Linked DNA regions of Homo sapiens: region 1 is linked to region 2. Evidence: chromatin loops called from intact Hi-C (ENCODE). Cell type or tissue: chondrocyte. All regions are shown on one strand.

Region 1 (5,000 bases), 51 kb after region 2:
CGGCTTCCCAAAGTGCTAAGATTGCAGGCATGAGCCACCAAGCCCAGTCCTTTAAATATTTTTATTTTAAAGAAATAGACATGAGGTCTTACCATGTTGCCCAGACTGGTCTCGAACTCCTGGGCCCAAGTCGTCCTCCTGCCTCAGCCTCCCAACATGCTAGGATTACAGGCATGAGCCACTCACTGTGCCTGGACCCTTTAAATATTTTTTTAAATCATTAACTTTAAAATGCAATATTCTTTGCTGCACTGCGATGTTTATTTAGTCTTTGATTAAAATCCTTCTGTTAGGTTATGCTACCTAAACACATATCAAGGTTGATGATATTCATAATATCCCCCTAGCAATGGTGCAACACAGGATCCTATTACAATTTCACTTTTTACATATGGAAACTCTTATTTCCCAACTATCATACTTGCCCAATACCTTTTAGTTATTAAATTAAGTTGCTGATCAATGATATACACACACTTACATACTTAATATTTCTAGATTCTCTTTCTTCCTCTCCACTTACAATGTCATAGCCTTAAAAGCTTTCTCATTATCTGGAAGACTGAACTCTCTCTTTTATTTTAATTAATTGATTAATTAATTAATTTATTTGTTGAGACGGAATCTCACTCTGTGCCCAGGCTGGAGTGCAATGGTGTGATCTTCGCTCACTGCAGCCTCCACCTCCTGGGTTCAAGCGATTCTCCTGCCTCAGCCTCCCGAGTAGCTGAGATTACAGGTGTGGGCCACCACACTCAGCTAATTTTTGTATTTTTAGTAGAGACAGGGTTTCACCATGTTGGACAGGCTGGACTCTTAACTCCTGACCTCAAGTTATCCACCCACCTTGGCCCCCCAAAGTGCTGGGATTACAGATGTGAGCCACCATGCCTGGCGTGAAATCTCTCTTTAACCATGTTCTGTTAAAAGAATTTCATGCCGTCAACACAAGTGCAACAGCAGCAGAGACAGCCCCAAGGTGAAAGCAGCAAGTCCATGGGGGGAGTGATTCTTTTTGGATGGGCCCTTTAGGCTCAAAGCATCCAGGGACAACAAGGCAGATTTTCACACCCCATCCCCGTGACCTTTCCAGCAGTGCTTGGGATTATCTTCTCTGTTGTCTGGATGCAGGCAGTCCCAGCCCTTGTTGCCAACAGGCTTAGTTGCCACCCTGGCCTCTTGAGTTCATGGCCTCACCGCCCCCCCCACAAGCTCTTCCCTGATTCCAGAGTGGCCACACCCCTCTGTGTGCGAAGGCAGCTATGGGTTGGGAATTGGCTTGGGGGGGTGGCTTGGGGAATGAAATCATAGCTGATGACCACATCCTGTTCTGCTTCCTGATGAAGGAAGGGGACCTCTTGATATCCTGACTGTATTTTTGGCTGAAAGACTTTCCTCTTGGCTGCATGGTAAGGGAACAGGTTAGGGGAAGCCAGGCTGTAGGGGTCAGAGGCCATCAGGGAAATTGCAGGTTGCACTTTCGTGCTTTTGGGTCACTGGGGCAGGTCTGGAGAATGTCTTGGAGGTAGACAGAAGCTGCTGAGTCTGAGAGTCCCTTGCGGTGCCTTTTTCCCTGACTTCCCATGTTGGGCCATGTCCCTTGGAATGGAGACTCCCTTGTCTCCAGGCTGGCTCAAGGCTGAACTTCAGGCTTGGAAAACAGAGAATTAGAACCAAATTCCTCACTTTGGGAAGCCAAAGTGGGCTGATCACTTGAGGTCAGGAGTTCAAGACCAGCCTGGCTAACTTGGTGAAACCCCATCACTACTAAAAAAAATACAAAAAAAAATTAGCCGGGTGTGGTGGCACATGCCTGTAGTCCCAGCTACTCGGGAGGTTGAGGCAAGAGAATCACTTGAACTTGAGAGGTGGAGGTTGCGGTGAGCCAAGATCGCACCACTGCACTCCAGCCTGGGTGACAGAGCGAGACTCCATCTCAAAAAAATAAAAAATAAAAAAATTCCTTTCCTGGAACTTCAGTCTTTGACAGTGAAAGAGGAGCTCTGTTTACCCTCCACCCCCCCTGCTGTGTGTCCTAGGAAGTGTGGCTTCCTCCTGTGCCTGTTGCAGCTTCTACAACTTACATGGGAGTGGGAGGCAGCTCTGTCCAAGGGAAGAGACCTAAGGGTGGCTCAATTTTGGAAAATGAGTTGTTGGATAAAGTGATTTGATTTTGACATCTCTTCTAAACCAAGGTGTTGATATGTTCTTGAGGCGATTATTTTGGTGTGCGGTTTAAGGATTATTACTCTCTTATGTTTCATAGGAGGTATGAAAACACTGAGAATGAATACTGTCCTCTCCCACTGTCTTCTTGCACGAGCTTAGATTACCTAGTTCTCTCACAGGGAACACCCTGTACGTTAAGCCACAGTGTGGTGAAATAGCAAAGGACAGATCTAAGCATTAGAAGTTAATGACATTCAGCTCCATTTCTATTTTCTTTGGGGATCAAATGTTCTACCCTGCCTTACGATGTAAGCGTGCTTTTTTGATGTGACTGAAACTTGGAATTTAGGAGCCAAGAGCGAGCCCAAAGCTGTGTTCTAGCATTCCATGGAAACTACTCTTGGAGTGTTGGGTGGAATTCCCAAGTGTTCAGTAGCTTTGCGGCTTTAAGAAATGGGAAAAGGGGATGGGCGCGGTGACTCATGCCTGTAATCTCAGCACTTTGGGAAGCCAAGGAGGGTGGATCACCTGAGGTCAGGAGTTTGAGACCAGCCTGACCAATATGATGAAACTCCGTTTCTACTAAAAATACAAAAATTAACTGGGCATGATGTGCGCTTGTAGTCCCAACTACTTGGGAGGCTGAGGCAGGAGAATTGCTTGAATCCCGGAGGCAGAGGTTGCAGTGAGCAGAGATCATGCCACTGCACTCCAGCCTGGGCGACAGAGCAACACTTCATCTCAAAAATAAATAAATAAATAAATAAAAAAGGGAAAGAAAAGAAAGAAAGAAAGAAATGGGAAAAGAGATGCTGCTTGGATTTTGGAGAAAGCACATGATTCTCATGGTGTGTCCTGAGAAAGTTATTACATCCATTTCAGCGAGCTGGGGCCTCATTTGAACCATTCCTAGAGTCAGGCTGTATGAATATTTGGGAGATTTGGACACTGGCCATGTAACACAGCCCTTGGGGGTCTGGTGGCTTCTAAACCCTGTTGGGAGGAAGCTTTGCAGGAAGTGATGTGGTGTCAGTGTTGCAGTATGTTGGCAGCTGTCAGTCAAAGGTGTAGTTGCAAGGTGATAAACACCAAGAACTTAGGGGAAGTCTAAAGAGCACTTTGGCCTGATGCCATGAACACAGTGCCAGCCAGATAGTAAGCTTTCCATAAATGGTAGCTCGCCCTAAGTTGACATACATAGTAACTTCACTTTGAAATGTACCGACTTTACTTCTAAGAAATATGGTAATGTCTGTCCTGGCTGAACCTGTTGATTAAGTATTGTCAAAGATTTACCGCTCTAAAATTAAAGTTATGATTTTAGATAGTTCCCAACTTGTGGTTGACTTAAACATATTGATTGTATGAATCTGTTCTCTTGCTTAGTTTATTTAGGATATATTTGGATACATTAGGAAGTAACATTGCCCAAAACTAGGGCAGTCTGTGGATATGGAAAGTTCTGGGGACTTTTTAATAATTTTCTGATTTGGGTGTCTTTTTATACCTGCCTTTGAAATATGGTGGGGCTAAAACTATTTCATTCATGCTTTATGGAGTAGGAACTTGGGGCCCTTATCATGGCTCATTCATCTGTTCGGAGGGATTGGTTTTTCACTGGGAGTCCTGGCCCTGCCCCAGGGCCGTCAGTGGGAAGGTAGGAAGCTTTGTGCATGAATCCTTATTGCTATCTCAGCTTTCACAGAAGCCAGACAGACACACCCTTGGTGAAAACAGTGGCTTTACACCAGATGGGGTGTGGTCATCTGTCAGCATGTCCCAGCTACAATCAGCTGTGAGCCAGAGAGTCCATCTCAAGGTCACCCCCACTCAGTCATGCTTCTGCACTCCGTGGAGGGCAGGCAGTGCTCAAGAAGAATTTCCTGGAAGGAACACTGTCTGTCCACTCTGCAGCAGTATCCTGCGTCTTCAAGACGGCTGCTTGCTGCTGAATTGCGGTTTTTAAAAAAATAATTTTCAAGACAAGAAACATTCCTATGAAATTTGTCACTGAGCCTCCGTGGAAGGATGAGGTCTAGAGCATTGCTCATCATATCACAGTGGCCTCAGAGGAACACCAGTGGAGATGCCTGTTTGATCCGAGTACCAAGAACCAAGAACTTTTGTGCTTCCTTTGAGCCATCGATTTGGACATTGTGAAATTTACAACTGCCATGTTTTTCCTATTTGACTTGGCTGTTATAAAGCTTACTGTTAAATGGAGCTAGATGTGTAGCTCAACAGGATATTCATGGTTACCCTCATTCCTCCTATTACTTTTTAAATTGTGTATCCTTAGAAGTCATTCCCAAGTTTTTTCTTAAGTAACAGTTTAAAAAGTGATGAAACTTCTTTAATTTCTGAGCCACTTAAAATTTTCTAATGTGCTAGATCCATCCATCTACATCCATCCATCTGCCCATCTACCATCCATCTATCCACCTACCACCCATCAATTATCCATTCACCATCCACTATCACTCTATCCATCCATCCACCCATCTACCATTCATCCATATCTCTATCTCCATCCACCACCCATCCATCCATCTACCATTCATCCATATATCTATTATCCATCACCGTCTGTCCATCTATCCATCCATCCATCCATCCATCCATCCACTTATCTGTCCATTCATCTACCCATCTACCATCCACCTATTTATCTGTCAGTACTGATTTGGGGTCTAAGTATGACTGTTAAAAGCTAAAGGCTGTTGGTGCTTATTGCATATGAAATACATGTTTAGGATTTTGATCCAAGACTTCTGCCCCCACTGTTTAAGCTCAATGTAAAGGAAAACCTCCTGATTGTCATTAAACTACTG
Region 2 (5,000 bases):
TTGATCACCGTGCTATTGTGTGTTCCTCCAGGGTGGGTTGCTTGGATTCTCTTTATACTTGCCCCAGCATGGCTATAGTGACTGCCATGGCGTGCCTAGTAAATGTTAGCTGAACGAGTGGCCACACAGCCCGCCAGAGTCAGCTTTCCTGAGTCCTGTCTCAGGGCACCTGTCCTTGTTGGTTACCCCCATTGGCCTCCTGCCTGCTCTCTGCCGATTCAGATTTTACCTCTCCTTCAGAGTCAGTTCAAGTCCACCTCCTCCCGGCTGTCTTTCTGGACTGCCCCAGCCACTGTGATTTTTGCCCCTCGGAACCAGTGTTCCTTCTCAGATGATGTTACCCTTCTGAGCTCTCCCTGAAGTAGGATCATGAGTCCCTGAGACCTGTGACTGTGCCCTGTGCCTCATGTGCCACAGTGTTAAGGGATTCTTTTTGGGATTAAAACCCGGTCAGAGCTGTCCAAAGAAATGTCAACGTTGCTTCCAGGTTCTGTGAGCAAAGGAAAGTAATGAGGTTAAAGAGCAAAACTAAAAAAAAAAAAAAAAAAAAAGCAAGGGGCAATTCTAAAAATTGTTAGCCCATTTCTGTGTGAGCCTGTGTGTGTATTTTCACACTGCAGCTGCTCAAGTTGAGTCATAGAATGGATGTGTCATCTCTTGGCTTCAGGCACAGTGGCTAGCCCATCTTCCCCCCGGAGGGAGTTTAAGCACATTTATGTGATGAATAATGTGGATTCTCCCCCAGTACTTCAGATGTAGTTCAACAGATTTCATGCAAATGGTAGGTGAAACATGTCAAGCATCTTTTGTCCCCATTCGAAAGATAACAGAAATATGTCCCAGCAGAGTCAGTGCGCTGAGTCTTAGCTGATGGCCGGCCGAACGCTCCCCAGTGGCGTCTGTCTTCACTTATTCTGTCTTGGACATCTTCTGCCTCCTGGGTGCGCCCCCGACATTGTAAGGCTATGGAAGGAGGGCTAGGGCTGGAAAGGAAGATGCAAACATTGAGCACCTACTGTGTGCCTGGCATACTTCTGCTTTGTGATCTCTAACAGAATACATGATTGCACCTCACAGCCCCTCTGAGCCTGTGCGTATTCTCATCTCCAAGTCTACTTGGTGGAACCTAGGTAGCTTGACTAAAATCACTCTATTGTGGCAGTGACCCTGGAGTTGAACTGTGTGTTATCTGATTTCTAAACTCGTGACTGTTCCCACACATCTTGACCTCCGGTTGTGAATATAAACAGAGACATTTAGATGAGCATGTCTAATGGTCATATTAACTCTAGAATTTGGAGACTCTTGAGTTTCTTTCTTTTTTCTTTTTTTTTGGAGACAGAGTCTCGCTCTGTCACCCAGGCTGGAGTGCAGTGGTGTGATCTCGGCTCACTGCAACCTCCGCCTCCCAGGTTCAAGCAATTCTCCCACCTCAGCCTCCCAAGTAGCTGGGATTACAGGTGTGCACCACCATGCCCAGCTAATTTTTGTATTTTTAATAGAGACAGGGTTTCACCGTGTTGGCCAGGATGGTCTTGAACTCCTGACCTCAGGTGATCCACCTGCCTTGGCCTCCCGGGATTACAAGCATGAGCCACCGCACCTGGCTTGAGTTTATTTCTGATCTAAATCTTTTCTACATTAGCCAATTCCTCCTAGCATTTCACTGTTCATGAGCTTGTTGAAGTCATTATTGTCTGAAATACCATGTTTAGGTTTCACTTTGTGGAGGGTGGGGAGGGTGAGGTAATATTTTAAAAACTGCAAAATTAGGGATCTCATTTTATTTTTAGATGTTGGTCCACAGGTGAAACGTATCAGGCTGGTTCTTTGAACACCCTCAGGAAAGTTAAAGAGATGGATGCTTCTCTTTAGGAACCGGGAACCTCTCTGGTTAGACAGAGGACTCTTCTTTCACTGTTTTTGTTTTGTGGCACAAACGGCCTGGGATGTGGATGCCTTGGGTCTGATGCAAGATACCCTGGAGGCTTCCCTGGCCTGTCCTTCTCCTGCCCATGTCGCGTAAACATTGGCATGGCAGGGACAGATGGCCACTCCGGGAACTCCTTGGATGTCACATTTGGTTGCCTGGGTTGGGGGTCGGGTGGTTGCAGCCAGTCTCCACTGTGGGGAGGAGAGGCTGACTGGGAAATACTCCCATGGCAGTGGGTAAACACAAGCTCACCTCCGGAAAGGCTGGGCGCCCTGGTACATGTGCAGGCTGGGGCGGTAATGGAGTCAGATGCACATAAGTGTGTTTAGCTTGGGAAGGAGCCAGTCTGCTCAAAGCACACAGCCTTTTCTCTCTGCTCCGAACTGATGCTCAGCAGAGTTCGGTTTGCTTATGGGGATGGGAATGAACCATGTGGGGGCTGTGAAGGGAGGGATGGGCTGCAGATAACTACTTTCAGAGCTAGAAAAAAATTCTTTCCAGAGGCCTGGGTTAGCTTTACTGGAGGCGCAGGTGAGGGTATCTGAAATCCCCGGAGAGTCAAGATAGCGCAGTTAGGTGCCCTTATCAGTGGGATTTTTTTGCTGATCAAACAGCATCAATATGTGTAATGAGGACTGAAGCATTGATGAAGAACAGCCGAGTGCAGTGTTTCCTGCATAAAATCCCATCGATTCCGGAGGCTGAGCAGGGGGAGAATCCCTTGAGCCAAGGACTTTGAGGCTGCAGTGAGTCAGAACCACGCCATTGCACTCAAGCCTGGGCAACAGAGTGAGATCCCAAGTCAAAAAAAAAAAAAGGCGGGGAGGTGGGGATAATAAAGAAACAGCACCCAGGTGGGGAGGGCTGGAGGCAGCAGAATCCCTCTTCAAAGAAAGCACAAGAGTTGACATTAAGTGAAAATAAAATGGATTTTTCGTGGTTTCAGCTTTAGAATGGAACACTAGGGGCTGTTGCAATTGCCTGCATGCAAACCAAGCGTGGGGTTGAATCGAAGTGGAAAAGCCTATAGCCATAAGCGTTGATTGGAAGCGTTTCCGATTTTCACCTCTACGTAGTAACTGTTGCTATTTATCTTTCTAATGTATTTGCAGAAGTCTCAACAAGCCAAGGTAAGGTAATGTATTCAGGTTAGGAGAGTGACATCTAGTTACTATGCTTCATATTAATTTTTTGGGGGGGAGGGTGGTATGGTTAGCTCATTTATTCATTCTTTCAACAAATCATTTGTTGGGTAGCTATGAATATCATCTTTGGGATACAGTGTAGAATATCATCTTTGGGGTACAGCGTAGCTTACAGTGTAGAAGGGAAGAAAAGATATACCATCAAGAATTCATAAGTGTTCAGGCCAGGCGTGATGGCCCATGCCCATAGTCCCAGCACTTTGGGAGGCTGAAGTGGGAAGATCACTTGAGCCTAGAGATTCGAGACCAGCCTGGGCAATAAAGTGAGGGCTCATCTTTACAAGAAAATAAAAAACTTAGCCAGGGTGTGGTGGTGCATGTCTGTGGTCCCAGCTACGCAGGAAGCTGAGGCGGGAGGATTGCTTGAGCCCAGAAGGTTGAGGCTGCAGTGAGCCATGTTTGCGCCACTGCACTCCGGCCTGGGAGACGGAGCCAGACCCTGTCGCAAAAGAAAAAACAAAAAGAGAGTTCATAGAAGGGTTCAAATGAGAGGTATAAACTAGAAGTTTAGAAGGGTTCAAATGAGAGGTATAAACTAGAAGTTTGATAAATTTGAAGAGTCAGGACATTTAATCTTCAAAGTAATCCAATGAGCTGTTAATATTCCAGTTTTACTGCTGAAAAAAACGGAGTTGGAGAGAAGTAAAGTGCCTGGACTAGGCTCAGCAGCCCCCAGGCGGACAAACCACACCTACCCAGATCCTCAGCCCTCGGGGCAGCTGAGAAACCCTAGCCTCTGTGGTCCTGATTTCCCTGTGTTGGTAGCTCAAGTAGTGAACAGTGCATCTACAATCTTTAATTCATTTATTTATTTAAAATAAAAATTGCTTTTGAGAGATGGGGTCTTGCCATGTTGCCCAGGCTGGCCTTGAAATCCTGACCTCAAGCAATCCTCCTGCCTCAGCCTCCTGAGTGGCTGGGACTGCAGTCATACATCACCATGCCTGGTTTATTTAGTTCTTTTTAAGAGTTGGGACAGAAAACCAATGTGGACTCTTAGTGTTTCTGCTTCACCTTTCTCAATATTTAGAGGAATCTAGTTTGGGCAGATGTCTGATGAGCCATTTAGTCATGAAGAGCTCTAACCAACAGACTTTTTTTTTTTTTGTAGATCATTGGAGGGTGATTTTAATGATCACATACATAGTGTGAATGTGAGTGTGGGTGTTTTATCGCGAGTTCCCTGGTGGTGGTTTGAGCATTTTCTCTGGGTGGTTCCAGTGGCAGTGTTGATACTGCTAGAAATGGTTCCTGCTCAGGGCACAGTGGTTTTTCTCTTTTGGTGAAAAAAAAAAAAGTTTTTTTGAGTGAGGTGAGTGAGGGTATTTCTGGTAAGCTCAGTCATGTATGTTTAAACAAAATGATTATCATTATTTGCTAGTTAGTATTTCATTAATATGAAATATGAGAAGGTGAGCACTGGGCTAGAAAGAGGTCAGGAGACCAAAGTTCTTATCCTGGGCTCTTCCTGACTCTTCAACCTTAGTTGAGCCTGTTGCTCAGGGCTGTGAGTTGCATCCTTAGGTTCCTTGAGTGTATAGAAATTTCTCTCTGTATAGTTGGCAAAGCCTGTAATATGGATATTATGTACCAAGACTCAACTTTTAGCTTGATAGTGCTGCATTATTTATTTACACATTATTTATTTGTTTCTTTCAGTCTCAGATGCCGTGGCTGGATTTTATATTTTTGGTGTTGTATTTTAAAATACCGTGTTAACTTGTGGTTGTTTCCTTTTCTTTCTTTCCTTTTTACTCCAGGAGTAGGGGGTTTCATGTAGGATGAAAATGAAAACTAAAGAAAAAATAGGATCTGGAAGTAATTTTGAGAGCAGAAAAATTAAATAAAATGGGAAAATATAC

The links. Hi-C counts contacts between places; a loop is a spot of excess contacts. Peaks named below come from ENCODE experiments on the same cell type or tissue, not always from the same donor. Only the 100,000 strongest peaks of a DNase experiment are listed, where the experiment ranks them.
Region 1: a loop joins it to region 2, with 2.3 times the contacts of the local background. A loop is called at or near these places in 5 of 110 quality-filtered maps.

What each region holds. Positions count from the first base shown.
Region 1 is chr21:31,281,475-31,286,474 of GRCh38, reverse strand. All of the region lies in intron 2 of TIAM1 (TIAM Rac1 associated GEF 1), which reads left to right. Among named protein-coding and RNA genes, the nearest start is that of TIAM1, 60 kb to the left of the region's middle. In chondrocyte, a CTCF peak has its summit at 2,039; no DNase peak of the experiment used is centred here.
Region 2 is chr21:31,332,040-31,337,039 of GRCh38, reverse strand. The region is part of intron 2 of TIAM1 (TIAM Rac1 associated GEF 1); the gene reads left to right. Among named protein-coding and RNA genes, the nearest start is that of TIAM1, 9.7 kb to the left of the region's middle. In chondrocyte, no CTCF peak of the experiment used is centred here; a DNase peak (open chromatin) is centred at 2,156.